Regions from separate parts of the Homo sapiens genome. Here region 2 is linked to region 1. Evidence: chromatin contacts called from ENCODE POLR2A ChIA-PET data. All regions are on one chromosome and are shown on one strand. Each heading gives the region's core, a stretch centred on a gene start or an enhancer-like site at or near the end of the contact. The rest is flanking DNA. Distances are from core to core; before and after follow the strand shown. Region 1 overlaps NCOA3 (nuclear receptor coactivator 3). Region 2 has its middle 17 kb from the start of SNORD12.

Evidence for each region. ChIA-PET counts read pairs that join two places held with the same protein, here RNA polymerase II (POLR2A).
Region 2: POLR2A ChIA-PET joins it to region 1 with 11 read pairs in activated CD4-positive, alpha-beta T cell. The contact joins two enhancer-like sites. POLR2A ChIA-PET finds 5 or more read pairs at or near these places in 2 of 52 experiments (WTC11 and activated CD4-positive, alpha-beta T cell).

Annotation. Positions count from the first base shown.
Region 1 is chr20:47,605,324-47,610,817 of GRCh38, reverse strand. The region is part of intron 2 of NCOA3 (nuclear receptor coactivator 3); the gene reads right to left. Among named protein-coding and RNA genes, the nearest start is that of NCOA3, 110 kb to the right of the region's middle. Within about 2 kb of position 3,482, at least 2 of the 41 ENCODE cell types and tissues checked have a DNase peak (open chromatin) inside an H3K27ac peak, as active enhancers do.
Region 2 is chr20:49,294,603-49,300,096 of GRCh38, reverse strand. No RefSeq gene overlaps it. Among named protein-coding and RNA genes, the nearest start is that of SNORD12, 17 kb to the right of the region's middle. RefSeq lists enhancers at 2,408-2,970, 4,071-5,003, 5,004-5,494. Within about 2 kb of position 2,402, at least 6 of the 41 ENCODE cell types and tissues checked have a DNase peak (open chromatin) inside an H3K27ac peak, as active enhancers do.

The sequences.
Region 1 (5,494 bases), core at 2,233-4,732:
CTGTAGAAATAAATGTAAAGCTAATAAAAGACTTTTGGGTTGATTTTTCAAAGAAAAGATATTGAAGGTAGAACAGAGAGATGTCCTTCTTATAAAGCAAAGAGGTTGGAGCAGATCTGTAACTCTAGCAACACGACACGGCAAGTCTGACTCACAAGACTTCCTGAATAGGTCATCATCTGTACTGCTGCTTAGTCTGTGGCTCAGTCCTTTTTTTCCTGACCTCACAGCTTATTACTCTTCAGTAATCATTAAATAACTTTAAATTCAAAAGAATCCTTTTTTAAAAATGTTTCCGGGCCAGTTTCAGTAGCTCACACCTGTAATCCCAACGCTTTGGGAGGCTGGGGCAAGAGGATTGCTTGAGCCCAGCAGTTTGAGACCAGCCTGGGCAACATAGTGAGATTCTGTCTCTGCAAAAAACACAAAAATTAGCTGGGCATGGCAGCATGTGCCTGTGGTCCCAGCTATTTAGGAAGCTCAGGTAAGAGGATCACTTGAGCCCAGGAGGTCAAGTCTGCAGTGAACCATGATCACCGCACTCTGGCCTGGGGGACAGAGCAAGATCCCGTCTCAAAACAGTAACAATAATAATAGTTTCCATATCCCTAGAAGTTATGTGTCTGATAATAGAATTTGTCTTTTCAAATAAATCTCTAAAGCCATTATTCATCTGATGACAACAATACAAATAATGAATAAGAAAATATATATCAAAAAGTTAAAAAATAAAAAAAGCTTTCAACATTATTTGCTTTCTGGAGGGTGGGGTAGCACTGGTAAAAAGGTTAAAAGGTATCAGAACTGAAAACTCAATAAAACCCTTGACCCTCTCCATTCCTCTCCAAAAAATAGCTACCGTCTTATGTGGAGCTAAACATTTATACCATTAGGTCAAGATTGCTTCAGGGAAGAAATGTGCAGTAAGCAAAAATATAAAATACTGCAAAGAGGAGGAGAAGTACATCATTCAATTTAAAATACAACATTAAAAAATAAAAATAAAAAATAAAATACAACATAGCTTGGTTTTTTCTTTGTTGCTATTCAAATGTTAGTTTCATGATCCATAACTTTTTTTTTTTTTTTGAGACGGAGTCTCGCCCTGTCACCCGGGCTGGAGTGCAGTGGTGCAATCTCGGCTCACCACAATCTCTGCCTCCCGAGTTCAAGGAATTCCCCTGCCTCGGCCTCCTGAGTAGCTGGGACTACAGGTGTGCACCACCACAACCAGCTAATTTTTTTGTATTTTAGTAGAGATGGGGTTTCACCATGTTGGCCAGGATGGTCTCAAACTCCTGACCTCGTGACATGATCCATAACTTTAAAGAACTTTTTTTCTGTACTTCACAAAACCTGCCTATCCATGTCTAGTAAATGAAGCTGGGGGCACCTCATTATTATTAGAGAATATCTGAGGCAAGAAAATTTTATTACGAACTTCTGTAAAATCATCCATACACCTAAACTGGTTAAAACCAAAACCTACTTCACCAAGTATCTTAAGAGTGGTCACTGTTCAACATATCGGGTGTCATCCACATAGAAAAAGGAAATAGTATCCCCTATGCTAAGTGCTTGGGGTAGATGAATTGTTGATCAAAACAGGAATTTTTTTGCCTTCAAGGAGCTGATGACTCGGTGTGAGGAATTAACAAACTAGTAAGTAGATCATCAGAAATTGTATTATATGCTACAAAACGTCTTTATTTAAAATTAATGGCCGATTTGTGATTCAGAAACAGAAACAACTGAGTACCAGACATATCCTATAATGTTATACAGCTGTTCAAAGTCCTAAATCTCTATAGTAGATATGTTTCTTACTAATAAAAGAAGTAGATTCAGGTTAACAACTAAATGCCCCTGAAATTGGCCAAACTTCAGATTGGTTAGCTCAGACCTCCTCCGTATTTAAGCAGCACAGAATAGAGGCAGCTGTAGCAGGAACTGGGTGTGCTACAAGATACCAAATACAACAAGGTGAAAGGTTTAAGTCAAATGCTTCTAGAGTTCCAACCAAATTCACTAGATTTCAAGCCTTTTGATCTCAGGATTCCTTTACCTCTTAAAAACTGGAAACCTGTAATAACTTCTGCTATGTGGGTTATGTCAGTATTCACCATATTAGAAATTAAAACTTAAGAAACATTCACCTTTTTTTTTTTTTTTTTTTTGGAGACAGGGTCTCAGCTCTGTCACCCAGGCTGGAGTGCAATGGTGTGATCACGGCTCACTGTAGCCTCGATCTGCTGGTCTGAAGTGATCCTCCCACCTCAGCCTCCCGAGTAGCTGGAACCACACGCATGTGCCACCATGCCCAGCTGATTTTTTTAATTTTTAGTACAGACCAGGTCTTGCTATGTTTCCCAGGCTGGTCTCCAACTCCTAGGCTCAAGCAATTCTCCCACCTCGGCCTCACAAAGTGTTGGAATTACAGGCATGAGCCACCAAGCCGGACTCATTCACTTTTTTGGTTTATTTGTTTTGTTTTGTTTTTTGAGATGGAGTTTTGCTCTTGTCACCCAGGCTGGGCTGGAGTGCAATGCCGCAATCTTGACTCACTGCAACCTCCACCTCCCCAGTTCGAGCGATTCTCCTGCCCCAGCCTCCCAAGTAGTTGGGATTACAGGTGCCCGCCACCATGCCCGGCTAATTTTTGTATTTTTAGTAGAGACAGGGTTTCACCATGTTGGCCAGGCTAGTCTCAAACTCCTGACCTCAGGTGATATACCTGCCTGGCCTCCTAAAGTGCTGGGATTACAGGCATGAGCCACTATACCTGGCCCTCATTCACTTTTTAAAGCCCATCATATATTAACATAAATAACAATTTTTGCAAAAAACAAAACTTCTGAAACAATGAGAATTATAAAATAATTAAAAACATATATTTGCATATAATTACCTGACTTAATAGAAAACAGTTATTTACTTCTGCATTCAATCCGGTGCAATGTTATCTTGATTTAAGGATATAAAGAAAATCTGGCCTCACAAAGACATGTACTTGTAAAAGGAAGGACTATTTTAATAAACTTTTATAAATAATTATGGATATTTCTTGATATTACACTAAAACAACTGGTAATTTCTTAAAGGTGAGTTTTATAGGAGAGAAAAAAATAATTTTTCCTCTACCCTATCTGAGTTCTAAGTTGGGTCAGACCCCTTAACAAAAGACAAATTAACAAGAGAAAATCAGAAATATAATAAATATATCTCATGTATCCATGAGAGATACCCAGAGAAATGAGTAAATCTTTTCATTTCTAAGAGGTGGCTTAGAATTCAGACTTAAATATCATCTTCAGCTGAAACAAATAAAGAAGGGCACAGGGGCTAGGGAGCAATAGTTATGGAGAGGTGACCAAGAAAAGCATGGTAAACAACAGTAAGGCTTGTTATACAGATTTAAGTCTATGCCTTCTCCATTAGTAAGTTTCTAGTGATTGAGTCATCCTTTTCCTGGTAATGAGGAAGACACCCTTACAAGGGAGATTTCCTTTATAGATATAAATTTTCCCTTACAAAAGGGTAACTTCTACTCTGTTTTCAGAACTTCTCCTGTGTCTGCTTCTCAAAATAATCCTTACACCAAACAGGCATATTTTAGGGTGGTATATTCTAGTCTCCTACAGTTGCAAAGTGGAATCTGAAACCATATAAATGAATTTTCATGCTGTCTCATTAAAATGCATTGGATCTAACTTGCACTCTGAACAGATCTTTAACCCATGCATCACTGTATAATCAAACACCGGGTCATTTAGATAATACTGGTTCACTGAGTTAAAGTAGATCTTTCAAATGCTGGTACATTTCATTACACAATTTTTTTAACCCACATTCATTAATGTCACCACCCATCTCATCAGGAAAGTAATAAAAGGCTGTTATGCTCATGGTGGCCGATTCAAGTTTACTTACTTATAATTTCACTTGAAGCTCAAATTTTATCACTGTCAACCAATACAGTCAGATGTTTTCCCTGTAGTGACAGGTTCACCTCACTCAATTTGAAGACAGTCTCCAAATAACCAAGACTCAATAGCCATGGTTTGTCACTCATCCAAGTAAAAATGGTGTTCCATGAAAAAAGTGGGTACTTCAGTTCACAACGCAAACTGCGCAAGTGCTTTTCCCGGAGACAGCCATCATACTTTGGCAGGCAGAAGTCTTTGTGCACATTTTCCATTCTCATCACACAGAACATTAAAACGACAGTACTTAAGGGTACAGTGAAAGGTACTTAAGGAAAAAAGGGAATGAGGGCCAGGTGTAGTGTTGCTGCTTCATCATGGACAATCCTCAGTGGAAAACTGATTTTTTTTTTTCTTTATGAGCTCCTGGCAGTGAAGAATGCAATGTCTACCTAGGAGCGGAGTCTGGCGCCACTGCCTTAATTCATGGTAAGGTGTCAGCAATTTTATGCATCACCGCATTTCCACCATCGGTGCAAACACCAACGGGATGAAAATAGCAAATAACACATTAGCATTATTATGAGAATAGTCTTAACCATGTAGAACCCTTAAAAGGTTCTCAGAGACTACCGGGAGTCCACGCACCACACGTTGAGAGCCACTATATTAGATTAAGGTTGGGGCTGAGAGCCTGAAACTGGGTCTGGCTTCTCCAAGATACCCCACGTTCATGTAATAAATGTTTTAGGGCCAGGAGCAGTGGCTCATGCCTATAATCCCAATACTTTGGGAGGCTACAGTAGAGGGTCACTTGCCAGAAGTTCAAGACCAGCCTGGGCAATGTGGCAGGACACTGTCTCTACAAAATACAAAAAAATTAGTCAGGGGTGGTGGTAAGTAAATAAAGCAAGTAAGCAGATAAGTAAGTAAATAAACAGATGCTTTAGTATCTACTATCTGCAGGCCTATATAAACAAGCCATGTTGTGAGATCAAAAGAACATGGAGACTTCCTGAAAGGATAACAGAGAAATGCTGCTATCAATCAACACCACCTTATCCCATTGCTCCAAATATAATAATGACAGATAAAATACGAATTTTGTATTAACTTCAAAAGACACAGTTACGCTCAAACATGACAAATATATTTGTGGACCATGACAGAGGGGAAATATAAAGCAATAAATTAATAACTCCATGAACCCAACTGAGCTCCAGGACAAGAAACAAGCAAAGGCAGTCAGGAAATGAAATCATGCACAAGATAAGAAAACCAAAAGCAAGGCTCACAGGTAAAACGAAAAAATCTCATAGGTAGAAACCAAACAAAAAACTCATGAAAGGAAGGTGAAAAAAGGTATTATCAATAGCTAAAGTTATTATTTCAAACTGCCACAGGCAGTTGTAGAGGAAATAAAAGGTACTCTAAATAAATAAAAGGTAATATATACATAATAATAATATATATATGTCTCATACACACACACACACAAACAAAACCTAAGTAATGCATATCACCAACATTGCAATAATATCTCAGAATTAGAATCCTAGATCTAGACTGAA
Region 2 (5,494 bases), core at 1,153-3,652, 1.7 Mb before region 1:
ATCTACACATATAAGTCAAAGTCATAAGAGAGAAGCAGAGAAAATTGTTTTCAGGAGATATTGATCAAAGGGTACAAATTTCCAGTTAAACAAGAGGAATAACTTCAAGAGCTCTATTGTACATCATGGTGACTATAGTCAATAAGAATATACTGTGTACTTAAAAATTGCTCAAGAGATTTTGTGTTCTTATCACAAAAAATAAGTGAAGTATCATGCCTGCAATCACAGCACTTTGGGAGGCCGAGGGGGGCAGATCACCTGAAGTCAGGAGTTTGAGACCAGCCTGAGCAAAATGGTGAAACCCGTCTCTACTAAATACAAAAAATTAACCGGGCATGGTGGCAGATGTAATCCCACCTACTTGGGAGGCTGAAGCAGAAGAATCGCTTGAACCCTGGAGGCAGAGGATGCAGTGAGCCGAGATCATGCCACTGTACTCCAGCCTGGGTAACGAGAGCAAAACTCTGTCTCTTAAAAAAAAAAAAAGTGAAGTAATGCATATTTTAATTAGCTTGATTTAGCCATTCCACAACATATACATATTCCAAAACATCGTGTTGTACACAGTAAATATATACAACTTTTATTTGTCCATTAAATATAAAATGTGATGTCACCTGATGTGCCCAGCATCATCATGTATGACGCTTTCTTGCCAAAATATTTAACTTGATCTTATCAAAACTTTAGATTGACTCTCCAATTTACAGGGGATGCAGGATACAGAGGAACAAATGAAGTGACACCCCCAGAAGGCAACACTCAGATGAATCCAGAAGGTGAGACGTTCTCTAGGACAAGCCCCTATGGTAAAGGGGAAGAAAGGGTGGTGCTAGGCTGGAAGAACCTGAAGGACCTAATGGCCTCCAGTCACACATATCCTCTGCCAGCTGTACAGGACTTTTGTGGACAAATGGGAAATTTATTGATGTGAAAAAATGGAGATGGTTAACTGACAGAGGTTACAAAACAGCACTATAGGCCGGGCGTGGTGGCTTACACCTAGAATCCCAGCACTTTGGGAGGCCAAGGCAGGTGGATCACATGAGGTTGGGAATTCGAGACCAGTGTGGCCAACACAGCAAAACCCCGTCCCTACCAAAAATACAAAAATTAGCTGGGCGTGGTGGTGGGCACCTGTAGTCCCAACTACTCGGGAGGCTGAGGCAGGAGAATCACTTGAACCTGGGAGGCAGAGATTGCAGTGAGCCGAGATCACACCACTGCATTCCAGCCTGGGAAACAGAGTAAGACTGTCTTAAAAACAAAAACAAAAAACAAAACAAAACAAAAAAAAAACAGCATTATGGTATGATCCCACTTTGGTAAAGAATACATACAGTGTATATATAAACATGTAGAAAAAGACCTAGAAGTGGCCTGACGCAGTGGCTCACACCTGTAATCCCAGCACTTTGGGAGGCCGAGGCGGGCGAATCACCTGAATCAGGAGTTCGAGACCAGCCTGCACAACATGGTGAAACCCCGTCTCTACTAAAAATACAAAAATTAGCCAGGCATGGTGGCAGGCACCTGTAATCCCAGCTACTCGGGAGGCTGAGGCAGGAGAATCGCTTGAACCTGGGAGGCAGAGGTTGCAGTGAGCTGAGACTCTTCTCAAAAAAAAAAAAAAAAAAGACCTAGAAGTATATAAAATAAAATAAGGTTCAACAGTGGAGTCTGAGTTGTGTCAGTATTTTCTTGTTTTTATCCTTCTGTACTTCCCTCAACAGTGCACCACATATTCTGCTTTGGTTTTTGTTGTTGTTTGTTGTTGTTTTTTTCTGATTTAGTAATAAAGTTTTTTTTAACATTTTATTTGGAAATAACTATTGATTCACAGAGAACTGCGAAAATAGTATGTAGAATATCAAGTACACTTCAACCAGCTTCCCCCAAGTGTGACATCTTTTTTTTTTTCTGTTTTGTAATTTTAATTGAAGAAATTGCTTTTTTTGTTGTTGCTTTGTTTTTAACAGGGTCACCAGCCTGGCAGTCACAGAAAACGCATTTGGCAACTTCCTGCAACTGTTGTGGAAATGACAGCAGGCCATGGTCCAAGCCAAAATGGAGAAGCCAGGCCTCGCAGAAGAAACCAGCAGGCAGCTCTGGGAGGCCATTTGCACAGAGCTTATTTTGAAGTCTTGGGGTTCAAATCCCAACTCTGCCTCTAGATAGTCACAACCCACTGGATAGAGAATAGTTCAAGCAGAATGTAATTTGAGACTAACAAAGGTGCGCCCAGGATATAAGGAAACCACATAAGCTAATGTTGACCCATGAAGCACCCCCTACACCTGATGGGGCAGGCAGGAAGCGGTTACCAGAGCCCAGAAAGTCAGGTGGGGAAGCACTTGAGGGGCTGTGGCCTTAGACAGAGGCAGCCAGGCTGAGGCATGTGCCTTAGGGGAGCACACATCTCAGCCTCACCCTCCCTGCCTCCTGGGGAACCTTGAGGCCACCAGACAAGGAGCCATTAATGCAGTTCACGCTCCCAGGAGCATTGAGCAGAGAGGAGCAGAGAGGACAAGGGTGAGAAGGGGATCGGAGGCGCTAAGGAAGACACTGGCAGAGCCATTTATTGTGCATCTGAGGCAAGTCACTTCCCCTGCCCAATCTGTTTCCTTGTCTGTAAAACTGGGATGTTACCTCACTCACTTGAGGTGAGGAATAAATTATTTAAAACATATAATGGTGGCTCACACCAGTAATCCCAATACTTTGGGAGGTTGAGGCAGGAGGATCGCTTGAGCCCAGGAGAGATCAGCCTGGGAAACAAAGGGAGACACTGTCTCTACAAAAAAATAGAAAAATTAGCCGGGCACAGTAGCACAAACCTGTAGTCCCAGCTATTCGGGAGGCTGAGGCAGGAGGCTCGCTTGAGCCCAGGAGTTTGAGGCTGCAGTGAGCTGCGATCACACCACTGCACTCCAGCGTGGGTGACAGAGTGAGACTCTGTCTCAAAAAATAAATAAATAAAAATAAAACGTGGAAAGTACCTAGCATGAAGCCCAGTAGGAAATTTTTTAAAAGGCAGTTGTTGTTATTATAACTCAAGTGGGGAGAAATCAGGCTGAGAGAGGTACATTAGAGTTGGCTGAAAGGTACGACAGCGAGGGATGTTTGAGGCAGCCTAACATACACTATGATAAATACCACCACACTCAACAAGCAGCCTCTCTCCCTGTAAAAACATCAGGTCAACCTGGGCAGAGGCAGAAGACTGCACATGCTGCCATTTTAACATCAAGGCAAAAAAAAAAAGTTCTCACTCACTTGGCCCACTCCCATCTCAACCCTTCCTACCCACACAGTGGGGCCAGTCTATTTTAGCAAAAGACCATTTAGTTAAAGGAGGCTGACAAGGAAAGGATCCAGATTTCTCCTTTTCTGTCTTTTAAAAAAAGCCACAGATATAAATAAGCCCAAGACCGTCTGTTTCTGCCACCTTCTAAACAGACCTGTGATGAATTAATATCAGGACCATGGGAGACTGTGACCGAAGGATGGGTTAGGCTGGCCGCAGACCCAGCCAATTCCACAAGCCCAGGCTTTGAAGCCAGTTTGGAAACTAGCCATCAGGAAACTCCACAAACCTCAATTTATCCCAGACAATTTTGGAGGAAAAACCCAAGTCAGCAAAGAATATGGAAATTACTGAGAAGGTACGAGGTCCACGGAGGCTGCATCTTAAAGAATGATTGCCATCGGCCGGGCGCAGTGGTTCACACCTGTAATCACAGCACTTTGGGAGGCCGAGGCGGGCAGATCATGAGGTTAGGAGATCAAGACCATCCTGGCCAACATGGTGAAACTCTGTCTCTACTAAAAATACAAAAATTAGCTGGGTGTGGTGGTGCATGCCTGTAATCCCAGCTACTCGGGAGGCTGAGGCAGGAGAATCACTTGAACTAGGGAGGTGGAGGTTGCAGTGAGCTGAGATCACGCCACAGCACTCCAGCCTGGCGACAGAGCGACACTCCATTTCAAGGAAAAAAAAAAAGAAATTCAAATTTAACTGAGCATCCTATGTTTCAGGGGGCATCCCAGCTCAGGAATGACAAGAACAGTGCTGAAAGGGACACAGCTCAAGCTACAGAGGTCTCCAACTGGTGGCCTCCAGGCCATATGAGGCCCATGCATTGTGTGTTGCTCAGTCTTCACAGTTTATAAAATTGGAACAGGCTACAAACATTTCAAAGAACTTTAAAGGATTTCTTGCCTCTTTAAAAATGGGAAGCTCCAACCATGCAGGTAGAAGCTGCCCCACTATGGGAACATAATGGGGACAGAAGGGAATGTGGAAAAGTGAAAACTGATCACTGACTTGTTAGGATGGAGAAATTGTGAATAAATCTGTTTAGGGGTTGTTTATTGCATAAGGAGTCTGGAAGTGACAATGTCAGTAGCCCATGCCTGGAGAACCGGCCCTCTGCAGGCTCCACTGCTGCGGTCCCAGAAGTGCTGGCTGCAGTGTCTGAAAAACTTGCCCATCTGCACCATCTCTGCCAGACGGACTTGTACTTCCCTCTTTCCAGGCACAAGATGAAGGCCTCTTGCCATGGGCTGGAGAAATCAGTCGCTACAACACCCCTTGCAGACACAGGCTGGAGCTGCAAGTCCTGGGAGAGACCTGCTCTATCTTCTCTGGCAATTGTGGCCACTACTAGAGGAGCTCAGGCAGGCAAAATCTAGGAAAAGAAAAAGAAGATTGAGCCAATGGCTAATACATAACAGAGCCGGGATTTAAACCCAAGTCTAGCTCCAGAGCCTATGTTTGTTTTTAACATTTTTAAAAAGCACTTTCGGAGGGTGAGGCAGGAGGATCACTTGAGACCAGGAGTTTGAGATCAACTCCAGCAACATAGTGAGACCCCTATCTCTAAAAAAATTTAAAAATTAGCTGAGTGTGGTAGCACGCACCTGTAGTCACAGCTACTCAGGAGGCTGAGGTGGGAGGATTGCTTGAACCCGGAAGGTGGAGGCTGCAGTGAGCTAAGATCGCACCATTGCACTCCAGCCTGGGTGACAGAGCAAGACCCTGTCTCAAAAATAAATAATAAAAAAATTGTCATACAATAAAACTATTTTTTTATTTTGCTGTACAGTTCTATAAATCTGGGTTTTTGTTTTGTTTCGAGACGGAGTCTCACTCTATTGCCCAGGCTGGAGTGCAATGGTGCGATCTCAGCTCACTGCAGCCTCCACCTTCCAGGTTCAAGTGATTCTCCTGCCTCAGCCTCCCAAGTAGCTGGGATTACAGGCACGCGCCACCACGCCTAGCTAATTTTTGTATTTTTAGTAGAGATGGAGAGATGGGGTTTCACGATGTTGGCCGGGGTGGTCTCAAATTCCTAACCTCAGGTGATCCACCCACCTGGGCCTCCCAAAGTGCTGGGATTACAGGCGTGAGCCACCATGCCTGGCCCAGTACATTCATATAACCACTACGGCAATCATGACACCCCAAACACTTCCTTGTGCGATCCCT